2 separate regions of the Homo sapiens genome follow, and region 2 is linked to region 1. Evidence: chromatin contacts called from ENCODE Hi-C or POLR2A ChIA-PET data. All regions are on one chromosome and are shown on one strand. Each heading gives the region's core, a stretch centred on a gene start or an enhancer-like site at or near the end of the contact. The rest is flanking DNA. Distances are from core to core; before and after follow the strand shown.

Region 1 (6,901 bases), core at 927-3,426:
GGAGGTCATGTCGCGGACCACCTGCCGAGACCCCAGAGCTGGCCTAGGGAGGTGGGGAGGGAGGGTGGGGAGGGGGCACAGGTCTCAGAAGGCCCCTGACTGTGGCTCTGACCACAACCCTCTGGCACCCACAACCTTCCGTGGCTCCCCAGGACCCAAGGGCAGGCCCAGGACCTTGCATGACCAGTCTGACTCCCTGTCTCTGTCGCATTCCAGCAACTCTGAATGTTTGTCTGCCTGGTCCTCAGCCTCCAGACCCTTGCTGCATTCAATCACTCATTCCTTCATGCAAAAAATATTTCTAGAGTTTGCACTGCATGCCTGGCACTGGGGAATCAATAGGAAACAGACACTTAGGTCCTGCCCTCATGCCAAGAAAAACAAACACACACAGCGAAAGTGCTGAAACCACAAGCCAGGTAAGGGGAATCAAGAGGCATGAGGTATGGGCAGAGTGGTTAGGGAGAGCTTCTCAGAGGAGGCAATGTGTGAAAAGAGCCTGGAATGTGGCCTAAATGGTCAGTGCAAAGGCCCTGAGGCAGGTGGTATAGGCTGGTGAGCGATAGGCAGAGAGTGAATGGAGTGGGGTGGGGAGAAAAGGCTGAAGATGCAGGCTGGGGCCCATCCCACAGGACATCCTAGGTCCCATAACAACTGGCTTTTGCTCTGTGCCATGCAGGCTTAGGGCAGAGGAATGAGCAGGCTGGGGAGTGTTTTCACAGGGTCCCTCTGGCAGCTATGACGGGGATAAGGATAAAGTCCAAAGGGGAGGCTGTGGGTATCAACCAGGCAAGAGATGATGGCCTGGGTGGGAGAAAGAGAAGAATCAAGGATGGCGCCGACTAGCGAGGTAAACTCTGCAGAAGGGGCAGGTTTGGGGATGGTCAGGAGCTTGATTTTGGATACTTCATCAGACCTGAAGAGCATGGGTGCACGTATAAAAAAAATAAATAAATAAGCATGGGTTCACGGGCAAGGGCGGGCTGAGAGATGAACATGGAGGTATTGACATTGAGTGGCTGCTGGATGCCATGAGCCTGGCCAAGGTCCCCAAGGCAGTGGCGAGGAGGAGATGAGGAGGTCAAGGAGGAGACAGAGAGGATGGACCCGAAGGCCGAAGAAAATGCCTCAAGGGAGTTTCAACACCGGGCGCGGTGGCTCACGGCTGTAATCCCAGCACTTTGGGAGGCCGAGGCCTGTAATCCCAGCACTTTGGGAGGGCGGATCACGACGTCAGGAGATCGAGACCATCCTGGCTAACACAGTGAAACCCCGTCTCTACTAAAAATACAAAAAATTAGCCGGGTGTGGTGGCGGGCGCCTGTAGTCCCAACTCCAGAGGCTGAGGCAGGAGAATGGCGTGAACCCGGTAGGCGGAGCTTGCGGTGAGCCGAGATCAGGCCACTGGAATCCAGGCTGGGCGACAGAGGGAGACTCCATCTCAAAAAAAAAAAAAAAAAAAAAAAGAGTCTGGCTCTGTTGCCCAGGCTGGAGTGCAGTGGCGTGATCTCGGCACATCACAATCCCTTCCCCACCCCCGGGTTCAAGTGATTCTTGTGTCTCAACCGCCGGAGTAGCTGGGACTACAGGCGCATGCCACCATGTCTGACTAAATTTGTATTTTTACTAGAGACGGGGTTTCGCTATGTTGGCCAGGCTGGTCTCCAACTCCTGAGCTCGTGATCCGTCCGCTCCGACCTCCCAAAGTGCTAGGATTATAGGCATAAGCCACCACGCCCGGCCTCTTTTTTTTCTTTTTCTTTATTTGGAGACTGAGTTTTGCACTTGTTGCCCAGGCTGGAGTGCAATGGCGCGATCTCAGCTCACTGCAATCTCCACCTCAGCAGGAGAGCAGGAATCTTCAGTGATCCACGGGCAGATCTGCCGCCATTGTGGGCACCTGTTCCTCCCGCGACCTTTGTGCCCGTGTCTCTCCTTCCAGTACCTATTGCATGACCCCCCACGTCCGCCTCCCGCCATTGCCAGCAAGTGCCTTGCGCGGGTACCTGGCTGCGCTTATTAATCCGTTAAGCTCACTCTGTCACCGGCGCCATTAAGTGCTCACGCGCCCACTCCCTCAGGTTTAAAAGGCGCGTTGCCCGGCAGCAGAAGAAACTGCTGGCTTCGCCTTTGGCCGAGTTGGCGGCTGGACGAGGACGCAGAGCCCAGCTCTCGAGAGTTCAAGCAACCGACGGTTCCCCAGGGCTCCCAGGAGCGGTTACCTGGGCACTCTGTGCCCCTCCTTCCTGTTCGGGCCCAGGCCTAGGACCTGCCAGTAGGGCTCAGTTGCCTGGAGCCGGTTCAGCCCATCCCCCAGTTCACTTTGCTTGTGGGATCTCCCCGTTGCTCCTGCCTGTGGACTGAGTGGCAGGCCATCCTACAAGCACCCGGACACTTGACATCAGTGGTGTCAAGACAACTCTAAGAAGGTTTTCCGTGATCCTGCAAGCCCTGCGTTCCTTCCTGGGATCCTGCTTTCAATTTGATTGCACAGGTACCACAGCAAGCCAGTGCTGTGTGCTCTGAGTTCCAGGGCGTCCTCCAGCTCAGCCACTCCACTGAGCACAAGGACTCTCTGTGGGGCCCAGGAGCCGGGAGTCACCCCTTTGGTGTCCAAAACACCCGGCTGTCCCCAGACTTGTGTCCAGGGAAGACAGTGTTGAGGGCCCTCAAGGAGAGCGGGGCAGGGATGCCTGAGCAGGACAAGGACCCTAGAGTCCAAGAGAATCCTGATGATCAGAGAAGGGTCCCCGAGGTCACCGGGGATGCACGGTCTGCATTTCGGCCCCTGCGGGACAATGGAGGCCTCTCTCTCCCTTTGTGCCCGGGCCCGGGCCTCTGCAGACAGACCTCCATACCCAGAGGTGAGAAATCAGATATAACCAGACATCCCAGACCTCCTGGACGAGCTCCTGCACCAAACGAAATGCCATCTCCAGCTCCTGCAGCTCCACGGGAGGCTTGCCGGGGCTAAAGCGGAGGAGGGGACCAGCCTCATCCCACAGCCAGCTGACCCTCAGTTCCTCAAAGACAGTGGGTGAGGACAGGCTTCAGGCTGTCTCTTCGGGTCACACCCAGTGTGAAAAGGCAGCAGATATAGCACCAGGGCAGACACTCACCCTCAGGAATGACTCCTCCATATCCGAGGCCTCTAGGCCCAGTATACACAAGTTTCCCCTGCTGCCATGCAGGCGAGGGGAGCCTTTGATGCTGCCACCTCCCTTAGAGCTGGGGTACCGGGTCACTGTTGAAGACCTGGACCGGGAGAAGGAGGCAGCATTCCAGCGCATCAATAGTGCACTGCAGGTTGAGGACAAGGCCATCTCGGACTGCAGACTCTCACGGCCTTCCCACACTTTGTCCTCACTTGCAACAGGGACTTCTGGTCTGCCTGCCGTTTCTAAAGCACCCAGTATGGATGCACAGCAGGAGAGACACAAGTCCCAAGACTGCCTGGGCCTACTGGCCCCCCTAGCACCTGCTGCAGAGGTCCCCTCTACAGCTCCCATGTCTGGGAAGAAGCACAGACCACCAGGCCCCCTGTTCTCCTCCTCAGATCCCCTTCCTGCCACCTCTTCCCACTCCCAGGACTCAGCCCAGGTCACCTCGCTGATTCCTGCCCCCTTCCCAGCTGCAAGCATGGATGCGGGCATGAGAAGAACAAGCCCTGGCACTTCTGCTCCTGCAGCCGCAGCAGCCCCTCCCCCCTCCACATTGAACCCCACGTTGGGGTCACTACTAGAGTGGATAGAGGCCCTTCACATTTCTGGGCCTCAGCCACAGCTGCAGCAGGTGCCCAGAGGTCAGAACCAGAGATCCCAGACCTCCCGGACCAGCTCGTGCCCCAAACGAAAGGCCATCTCCAGCTCCTACAGCTCTACGGGAGGCCTCCCGGAACGAAAGCGGAGGAGGGGGCCAGCCTCATCCCACTGCCAGCTGACCCTCAGTTCCTCAAACACAGTGAGTGAGGACGGACCTCAGGCTGTCTCTTCGGGTCACACCCATTGTGAAAAGACGGCAGATACAGCACCAGGGCAGACACTCGCCCCCAGGGGTGGCTTCCCCAGATCCCAGGCCTCTAGGCCCTGTAGACACAAGTTTCCCCTGCTGCCACGCAGGCGAGGGGAGCCTTTGATGCTGCCTCCTCCCTTAGAGCTGGGGTACCGGGTCACTGCTGAAGACCTGGACCGGGAGAAGGAGGTGGCATTCCAGCGCATCAAGAGTGCACTGCAGGTTGAGGACAAGGCCATCTAGGACTGCAGACCCTCATGGCCTTCCCACACTTTGTCCTCACTTGCAACAGGGGCTTCTGGTCTGCCTGCCATTTCTAAAGCACCCAGTATGGATGCACAGCAGGAGAGACACAAGTCCCAAGACTGCCTGGGCCTAGTGGCCCCCCAGCATCTGCTGCACAGGCCTGTAGTCCCAGCTACTCGGGAGGCTGAGGCAGGAGAACGGCATAAACCCGGGAGGCAGAGCTTGCAGTGAGCTGAGATTGTGCCACTGCACTCCAGCCTGGGTGGCAGAGCGAGACTCCGTCTCAAAAAAAAAGAAAAAGAAAAAAAAGTTCTTGTGACATTTGTGTATGAAATCAGCCTTCACTACATGGATAGGACCAGCACGCTTCCGCGGCACGACTCTGCAATCTTACTACATTTTTTTTTTATTTTGTATTTTATTTATTCCTTTTGAGACAGAGTCTCACTCTGTCACCCAGGCTGAAGTGCAGCCGAGATCTCGGCTCACTGCAACCTCCACCTCCTGGGTTCAAGCAATTCTCCTGTCTCAGCCTCCCAAGTAGCTGGGACTACAGGCACATGTCAAAACGCCCGGCTAATTTTTGTAATTTTAGTAGAGATGGAGTTTTGCCATATTGGTCAGGCTGGTCTCGAACTCCTGACCTCAGGTGATCGACCTGTCTTAGCCTCCCGAAGTGCTAGGATTACAGGTGTATGTTTATTTATTTATTTAAGATGGAATCTTGCTCTGTATTTATTAATTTATTTATTTGAGATGGAGTCTTGCTCCATCGCCCAGGCTAGACTGCAGTGGTGCAATCTCGGCTCCCTGCAACCTCTGACTTCCAGTTTCAAGCGATTCTCCTGCCTCAGTGTCCCAAGTAGCTGGGATTACAGGTGCCTGCCACCACAGCTGGCTAATTTTTGTATTTTTAGTAGAGACAGTGTTTCACCATCTTGGCCAGGCTGGTCTCGGGCTCCTGACCTCATGAGCCACCTGCCTCAGCCTCGCAAAGTGTTGGGACTACAGGTCTAAGGCACCATGCTCGGCCATATTTATTTATTTAATTATTTAGAGACAAAGTCTTGCTCTGTCACCCAGGCTGGAGTGCAGTGGCGCCATCTCAGCTCACTGCAGCCTCCGCCTCCGAGGTTTAAGCGATTCTCATGCCTCAGCCTCCTGAGTAACTGGGACTACAGGTACTCACCACCATGCAGGGATATTTTTTTCTATCTTTTTGTAGAGACACAGTTTCACCATGTTGGCCAGGCTGGTCTCGAACTCCTGACCTTAGGTGATCGGACAGCCTCGTCCTCTCAAAGTACTGGGATTACAGGCATGAGTCACCATACCTGGCCTCTCACTACATTTAAGTGATGCCATGGCTCATGCCTGTAATCCTAGCATTTTGGGAGGCCAAGGCAGGTGGATTACCTGAGGTCAGGAGTTCGACACGAGCCTGGCCAACATGGGGAAACCCCGTCTCTAGTAAAAATACAAAAATTAGTCAGGCATGGTGGTACAAGCCTGTAGGCCCAGCTACTTGGAAGGCTGAGGCAGGAGAATCACTTTAACTGGGAGGCAAAGGTTGCAGTGAGCCAATATCATGCCACTGCACTCCAGCTTGGGTGACAGAGTGAGACATCATCTCAAAAAAAAAAAAAAAGAAAAGAAAAACATATGATGCCGGGGCATCTTGGCCTCAATACCTGCATGAGCACAGTCATGTCCAGGCCAGGGCTGCTGGTCGAGGTCCGGCCCCATCTCTTCCAGCAGAAAGGGAGTAAGCTTGCAGGGAGGCTGGGGGACAAGATCCCAGGATCTCAGCCTCTGCTCATGGATGAGCTCTGAGACCCCAAGTGAGCTGGGGGTGCTCCGTGCGCATTGGTTTCCCCAGCTGTCAAGTAAAGGGATTGGATGAGGAAGTCTTGTCAAGGTGGAATGATCTCAGATTTGGGGCAGCAGTGAATGATCCCGCTCCCTGGGCCGTGCCAGTGTCCCGGCCTCAGCTGAACACAGCCCCAACACTCTGGAATGGGGATGAGGGGGCAGTCAGCTCTTGCTCCTAGTAAGAGAGATGCAATAGGGCTCTGTGGCTGAGCTGGGTGCCTTGCCTCACACCTGTAATCCCAACCTTTGAGAGGCTGAGGCGGGAGGATTGCTTGAGGCCGGGAATTTTGAGAATAGCCTGGACAACATAGCCAGACCCCATGTCTACAAAATAATAATAAAACACACAGCTATAGTCCAAGCTACTTGGCAGGCTGAGGCAGGAAGGTCCCTTGAGTCCGGGAATTGGAGGCTGCATTGAGCTATAATCGCACCACTGCACTCCAGCTTGGGTGACAAACTGAGACCCTGTCTCTAAAAGAAAAAAAATCGGCCTGTGAGCATGGGTTTGATTTTCAAACAGGACCCGGAGGGTAGGGACAGACAGTGCTGTCACCCTTAGGTGCTGAACACTCAGAAACAGGCCAGCGGCAGCCCTTTCCTCACCTGCAGACACCAGATTGGGCAGGACACCACGTGGCACTTGCAGCTCTTGCAGTGAGGGCAGAACCCAGTGTCAACCCTTCTGCCTGTGGGAGGGGCTGCTGAGGCCTGCGGAGAGGCCAGGGTGGAGGCTCGTCCCCTTGTCCAGCCCTTGGCATGGTCTCCATCA
Region 2 (7,013 bases), core at 4,346-6,845, 930 kb after region 1:
CCAGTGTCCATGGCCACAGCTGCCTTAGCCCTCCCTGTTCAGATGGCTCATGACCCTGCCCGGCCCATAGCCTGCCCTCCCGCCATGTGCCCTGGCACAGAAACAGACAAAGACCATCCAAAGGAGCCTAGGGGCTCAAGGCATGCAGCAGTGGGAGGCAGCACCACCAGGCGGGACCTGCATGCAGGCAGGGGTGGGAAAGCCTCATAGAGGAAAGAGGGGGCTTCAGAGGTGCCCCAGTGAGGGTGGCTATTGGGCAAGCAGGAAGGGCTGCTAGAAGTGGGGTAGCCCCTGTGACTGGTCAGCGGAGCATGTCTGGCTTTCTTCTCTGGCTGATCCTCAGTTGAAGAAGGATGAGGGAAACTGGCAGTTACTGGCCAAGCCTGTGGGCAGTAGTGGTCTGGCTTCCTGGGCTGGTGCTACAGGCTACGGGTCCGAGTTCTCCCGTCCTGCGTGCTCTGGCGGTCACCTATTAGTATATTTCATCTCTCTCTGGGGTGCCCGCCCAGAGGCACTGCCTGTGCTGCAACCTGTGTCTCAGGGTCTGTTCTGGGGGACTTAGCACAAGATCCTCCCTGGGGAATGAGGATGAAGGCTACCTGGGGAATGAGGATGAAGGCTACCTGGGGAATGACGATGAAGGCTACCTGGGGAATGAGGATGAAGGCTACCTGGGGAATGAGGATGAAGGCTACCTGGGGAATGAAGATGAAGGCTACCTGGGGAATGACGATGAAGGCTACCTGGGAATGAGGATGAAGGCTACCTGGGAATGAGGATGAAGGCTACCTGGGGAATGAGGATGAAGGCTACCTGGCTGTAACTGGTCTGAGCTGCAGGGCACGCCCCGGAGCCCTTACCAGCCCCCTACTGTGGCAGGCCAGGTCCCACTAACACAGGCCTCCATAACAACTGTTTCAGCTCTGACTGAGTGGTTAAGTTAAATACTAAAAGCCGAGAGAGCCAGTCCCCTTATACAGAGGCTGGAATGTAACAAAAGCCCACCAAGAGTTTTGCCTAGGCCTTTCCTGGGCCTTGAAGCATGACAAAATAACAAAAGAATTCTTAACAGAATCTATTTAGGATTAAACAAGTTTTACTGGGGGTTCTGAAGAAACTCCCCAGTCCTCCACAAACAAGTTTACTGGGGTCTGAAAGAACTCCCCAAACCTCCATGATTTAGCAGGAGACAAGATAAGGGTAATCACCCCAGCACCTGGACCCAGCTAGATTTAGTCAATTTACTGAGGCTACAAAGGAAGGTCTTCAGGACTCAGACCTCAGTTATAGATTAGAAGAAGTTAATCACTTATGTCTTTAGATGATTGCACACTTACACATAGACATATAGCTTAGAAGGTGTATAAGCTCTGGAAAACTTTGTAATTTTGAGTTGGTCTGGTGATATTTTCCAGGCCTTCTCCCTATACCCGGTTACAGAAATAAAAACTTTCTTCCTCCCCAGTTCATCTGCATCTTGTTAATGGGCTGCCAGAAATAGCAGCCCAACCCTCAGTTAGGTCTGGGAACACTACCCCCCAACACACACACACACACAAAGGGCCAGACGGGTCCGGCCGGAGCTCCCCGGCAGCACAGGGGGCTGCTTCTTCCTCCTTCCTGATAAGCCCTGCAGCCCCCAGCGATGCCCCTCCTAACCCTGGAACCTGTGACTGTGTGCCTTGAGACAGGAGATTGGCTTGGATCATCCAGGTGGAGCCTAAATCTTATCATGTGAGTTCTCAAAAGTGAGGAACCTTTCCCAGCTTTGGTCAGAAAGACATGAAGAGGGTAGAGGGTCAGAGAGCTGCCTCCCTCAGCCATTGCCAGCCCCCAGGGTTCCCCTGAGGCCCCAGTGCCAGCAGCTCCCTGCCCTGCACCTTCCCCTCCCATCCTCAGGCCTCAGCTCCCTGCCCTGCTCCTTCCCCACCCGTCCTCAGGCCTCAGCTCCCTGCCCTGCGCCTCCCCTGTCCTCAGGTCTCGGCCTCTCCCAAGGCTTTCCCAGATTTCCAGGTCCCGTCCTTGGGGGAGAGGCTACTAGTTCTAGGCTATGAAACCATCTGAGGGCTGTAGCTGGAGGTGCTCTCAGCAGGGCAGGGTGGGGTCGTCTTAGGGTGGACACGGAGTCCAGATCCACAGACAGCCCTCGGTTCTCTCAGTGCCAGGAAACAGGTCACATGTCCATCTGCAGGGTGAGCCACTGGACATGTGGCCCTGCTGATGACTGCAGAACCAACTTCTTCCCTTGGAGCAAACCGTTCTGGGGTCAGGAAACTCCAAGAAGTGACCAGAGACCCATGGGGGACCACATGATGTCTGATGGGCAGCAGAACCCCCCAGACCCTGCTCCAGCCACAGTGAGCTGCCTCAGTGCCCTAACAAGGAGCACCCCATGCCACAGGCCACACCTCTGCTCACGCTGTCCCTCTGCTTTCACCCCTCTTTCCCTTCCAAGAAAACTCTTACACCAGCATCACAATCCAACTTAAATACCCCTTCTACGGAGACTGTGTGTCCCACTTGTTACATGTGAGCACCCAGTGGTCAAAGGAGAAGGCGCTCTGAGCAGGAGCCTGGGAGACGCGGGTGGTGGGAACCCGGGCTGCGATGGGCCTGCACAGATGTCCTGCCATGAGCCACAGCAGCCCTTACAAAGGGCGTGACTTTGTGGTAAGTGGCTCTTTTCTGCCAAGGGCAACTCCAGAGAGGCAGCTGGGGGGTGAGCATCTGAGTCCTGCTGTGGGGCCTGAGTGGTGCACCGAGTCCACCAAGCAGCCTCAGGTCAAGTGAGCAACTCCATCCCCAGCTCCCTGCAGATTCTGCAGACAGGTTCATCCCTGTCTAAGCGATGTCTGTCCTCCCCTCCAGGGGTGAGCCTTTTGGATCCAGCCTGGGCCTCAGTCAACACTTAGGCAGGCACCGAGAGCTCTGCAGACAGATCTGCTATCTCCCGACTCCCACCTGGAGTTCAAGGGAGAAACCACTGCAGCCTTCAAAACCCCCAGTAGGAGCTTAATGCCAGCAGCCAGCCCTGATAAACTCTCCAATGAGCCCACTGGCCAGGGCCAGAATGCAGACCCCACACTGCTGAGTGTGACATCAGGGCCCCTGAGAGCGCTTCGTGCGTGCAAGCCATGAGGGGCCAAGGCGCAAAGGGCAATAGGAGTGCTGTCCTGCCGATACCAGGTGCTTCCCTTGCTGGTGACCAAGCCCGAACCCACAGGCTGGCCATGGTGGTCAGGCTGGCCCCCCAGGGCTCCAAGCTGTGAGCTCCCCAACTCCACAAGACAGAAGCCCACATAAAGAGCCAGCCACTTCAACCTTCTATAAAGTTCTCCAGGCTACCGAAAGGTAGGCTGACAGATTTCACAGATAAAGACACAGGATGCTCAGTTAAATTTGAATTTCAGATCATGAATGATTTTTAGTATAAGCGCATCCTATGCAATATATAGGACATATTTATGCTAAATATTTTTGTGTTGTTTATCTGAAATTCAAACTTAGTCTTTCTACTGGCCACTGTAGGTAGCAGGGAAGCCACACAAGACCTGAAAGTCATCCCTGGGTGAACACCACAGTGCTGGGCACAGCAAGGCAGGTTCATCTGCCTCCAAGGACCAACCCCACCTTTGCCTGCTCAGAACTGACCATGCATAACCCCTGTCATCAGCTCTAACCTTCAATCCTGTCTTCCATCACCTGGGAAAGGCTCTCAGTTCTTCCAGTAAATATCATTTCCAGGCTCTCCAACCCTCCCCCGTTCCTGATGATCTGGCCACTGGCAACTTGCACCCCTGATACTGACCCAGCCACAGAGCTGCTTCTCATCTGTGTCAGTTACAGTCCCTCCATGCTGAAAGCAAAACCGGAAAACTCAACTGGAATCATCTTAAACAGTAAGGGGATTTATGGGAACTCCTACCTGGAAAATCTAGTGGTAAGTGAGTTTCAGGGTGGGCTCGATCTAGGGGTTTGTCATGACTGAGTCTCTACAATTCTCCCCCTTCCAGCTTCTCCTGAGCCTGGCTGCCCCTGTGTACCAAAAAGGCTGTCAGCAGCTTAGGGGCTACACACAGCTTCATACATATCCATGGGAGGGAAAGTGGGACAGAGAGAGGGGTAGATACTTTTCTCCCACAATGATAGAACATAAGTCTTTCACAAGACGCTGACTGAGCCACCTTCCATCCCTGCCCACCTCTAAAGCAACTGAACCAAAGTGGGCCAAGAAGAATCGCTGCATGAGCTGGAATGGGCCGGCCCCTCCTGCACCGGGCACTGCAGGACCACAGTCTCCACTGCCCCAGCTGTGCCCAGCATTGCGGGAAGCAGGCGGCCCCTGCGCAGGTTCATGAAGCTCACTTACTGCTAGATTCTCCAGGTAGGAGTTTCAGAAATCCCTTTACTGTTTAAAACCATTCCAGTTGGGTTCTCCAGTTTTGGTTGGCTTTGTTTTTCAGCATGGAGGAGCTGCAGCTGACACAGGTGAGCAGCAGCTCTGTGGCTGGGTCAGTATCAGGGGTGAGAGTTGCCAGTGGCCAGCAAGTGGGGAATGGTGAGGGCTAGAGAGGCTGGAAATGGCATTTCTCCGAAGAACCGAGAGCCCTCCTGGGAGGCTTAGACTTTAATTCTCTCTGGACACACTTGAGCAGATGACGTTCCAAAGGTGCCACACCAGTACGTCCCTCCCATCTGCTTTCTGGTGATAGGACCTGACACTGTCCCACCAAGAGGTGGGGTCTGCTTGGTTTCCCATCTCTTGAATCTGAGCGGGTCTGCAATTCTGGCAAAAGTGATACTAGGTGACTTTCGAGGCTAAGTCATAAAAAAGGATGACTTCCACTTGCTGCTCCAGGGAACTCTCATGCTCAGAGCCCGGCCACCAGGCTGTGAGGAAGCCCAGGTGGCCACCAGGCAGGCCACGTGGAGGCGTTCCCACCCCAGCCCACCGAGATCCAGCCAGCAGCCAGCGCCACTCCAGATATGTGAAGGAAGAGCCTTCCATGATGCCAGGCCCCACCCTCGGATCCCCCAGCTAGCATCCCAGACCTGGTGGCCACAGGCCCCCACCACGTGGTCCCGATCCCTGGCCTCAGAAGGTCTGAGAATGATGGAAGGGATGGTGGCTCCAGGACTAAGCTTTGCAGTGACCCGTGCAGCTAAGTTAAGTGGAACCCTCCAACCCCCAAACGCCGAGATTCTCCACGCCAGAGGCCCGGTGGGTGGGTGAGGGGCCTGCCAAGCCTGGGAGATTTATTTGCAGGATTTTCCCCACGGACTCATAACTGAAATCGCAGAAGGCCTTGCGGTTTAGAGGCCCTGTCTCATGCCCCAAATTGCATTTTCCCGGAAAGGGCTCAGGGCGACTGAGGTCCCCACCGCCGCTGCGGAGCAGGCTAGGGACTGGGGCAGGTCCCGGCACAGGGGAGGGGGGCGGGGGCGCTGCCAAGGTCTCACAGCTGAAGAGGGAAGCCAGCCGGGGCCTACGGAAAGCTGGAAAATGCGCTCAGGCCGGGCCGTGCTCATGGCTGGGATCACAGCGCCACCCTGTGGCCGACGCTCTCCTTCGGCTCGCAACAGTCTGGAGAAATTGAATTGCATTCTTCATGGAGAAACACAGACCGAAAAAGATCTTCCAGCCCAGCAGCAAGAAAACCACCACTGACTTTTAGAAGTCGAGTGCAAACAGAACAGAAAGGTAGTGAACGCCACCTCCCCCTGACTCCTCTCTTTCTCTGGAAATCTGCCCCAGGAGGTTTTGTGTTTCTTTCATACATTGTTTTTGCACAGAAAAAGTCTCTCTCATGCACACATGAGACTCCTGAGACCACCTCACTCCTGCCCTGCACACTTTGTGCACACTCCTGGATCAGCGATGCCCTTCTGTCTCCTGGCACACGCAGGCCACAGCCAGAGGCCACCCCCACCCCACTGGCAAGTTGGCGTCTGCAGGCAGAGTTCACGGGTCACTCAATCCCAGGCCTGGGCCCAGCAGGGGCCTGAGTGGTCCTTGCCCACAAGGCGGACAGCCTTGAGGACCCAGGAGCCAGGACCATGCTGCCGGGGCCTGATCCCCAGCCTTGCGTAACTTCTGGCAACTTCTTGCTCTCTGCATGCCCGTTTCCTTGTCTGTAAAATGATAGGATTCAATGAAGACACAGCTGGTTCAAGAGATCTGTTGTACAACGTGGTGACTCTAGTTAGTGACAGTGTACACCTGCTTGAACATTGCTACATAGGATCTTAAGTGTTCTTATGGAATGAGACCACCACTTCTCCTGTTGTCCTTCCCAGCTTCCCCACCTCCCCTTTTCCCTAGTTTATAAGACAGTAGAAAAGGGAGAAAGCAAAAAGTTGGAAAGAAACAGAAGTAAGATAAATAGCTAGACGACCTTGGCGCCGCCACCTGGCCCTGGTGGTTAAAACAATAATAATAATATTAACCCCTGACCAAAACTACTGGTGTTATCTGTAAATTCCAGACATTGTATGAGAAAGCACTGCAAAACTTTTTGTTCTGTTAGCTGATGTATGTAGCCCCTAGTCACGTTCCTCACACTTACTTGATCTATCATGACCCTTTCACGTGGACCCCTTAGAGTTGTAAGCCCTTAAAAGGGCTAGGAATTTCTTTTTCGGGGAGCTCAGCTCTTAAGACTTGAGTCTGCCGATGCTACCAGCCGAATAAAAACCTCTTCCTTCTCTTCCTTCTTTAATCCGGGTCTGAGGAGTTTTGTCTGCGGCTCATCCTGCTACATTTCTTGGTTCCCTGACCGGGAAGCGAGGTGATTACTGGATGGTCGAGTCAGCCCCTTAGGCAGCTTAGGCCTGCCCTGTGGAGCATCCCTGCGGGGGACTCCGGCCAGCTCGAGCGACGTGGATCCTGAGAGCGTTCCCGGGTAGGCACTTGCCCCTGTGGAACGCCTCATCAGAGCAGTGTATGGCAGGCCCCCATGGAGGATCAACGCAGTGGCTGAACACCAGGAAGGAACTGGCACTTTAAGTCTGGA

What was found. A loop is a pair of places that touch in the nucleus more often than their neighbours do. ChIA-PET counts read pairs that join two places held with the same protein, here RNA polymerase II (POLR2A). Pooled maps may share reads with other maps.
Region 2: a loop to region 1 is called in a pooled map, with 4 times the contacts of the local background. The contact joins the promoter of LINC02967 here to the promoter of GGTLC1 in region 1. A Hi-C loop is called at or near these places in 4 of 168 maps with a recorded cell type or tissue (MCF 10A, chondrocyte, endothelial cell of umbilical vein and 1 more), 3 of 37 single-sample maps with no recorded cell type and 13 of 50 pooled maps. POLR2A ChIA-PET finds 5 or more read pairs at or near these places in 1 of 52 experiments (H1).

Annotation. Positions count from the first base shown.
Region 1 is chr20:23,986,603-23,993,503 of GRCh38, forward strand. It overlaps GGTLC1 (gamma-glutamyltransferase light chain 1), which reads right to left and starts at 2,177. Exons shown (of 6, transcript NM_178311.3): 1 at 2,007-2,177; 2 at 1-43. The coding sequence starts at 9. It also overlaps the pseudogene POM121L3P.
Region 2 is chr20:24,912,969-24,919,981 of GRCh38, forward strand. It overlaps LINC02967 (long intergenic non-protein coding RNA 2967), which reads left to right and starts at 5,596. Exons shown (of 3, transcript XR_001754563.2): 1 at 5,596-7,013. RefSeq lists enhancers at 5,197-5,266, 5,533-6,166 and a silencer at 5,417-5,476.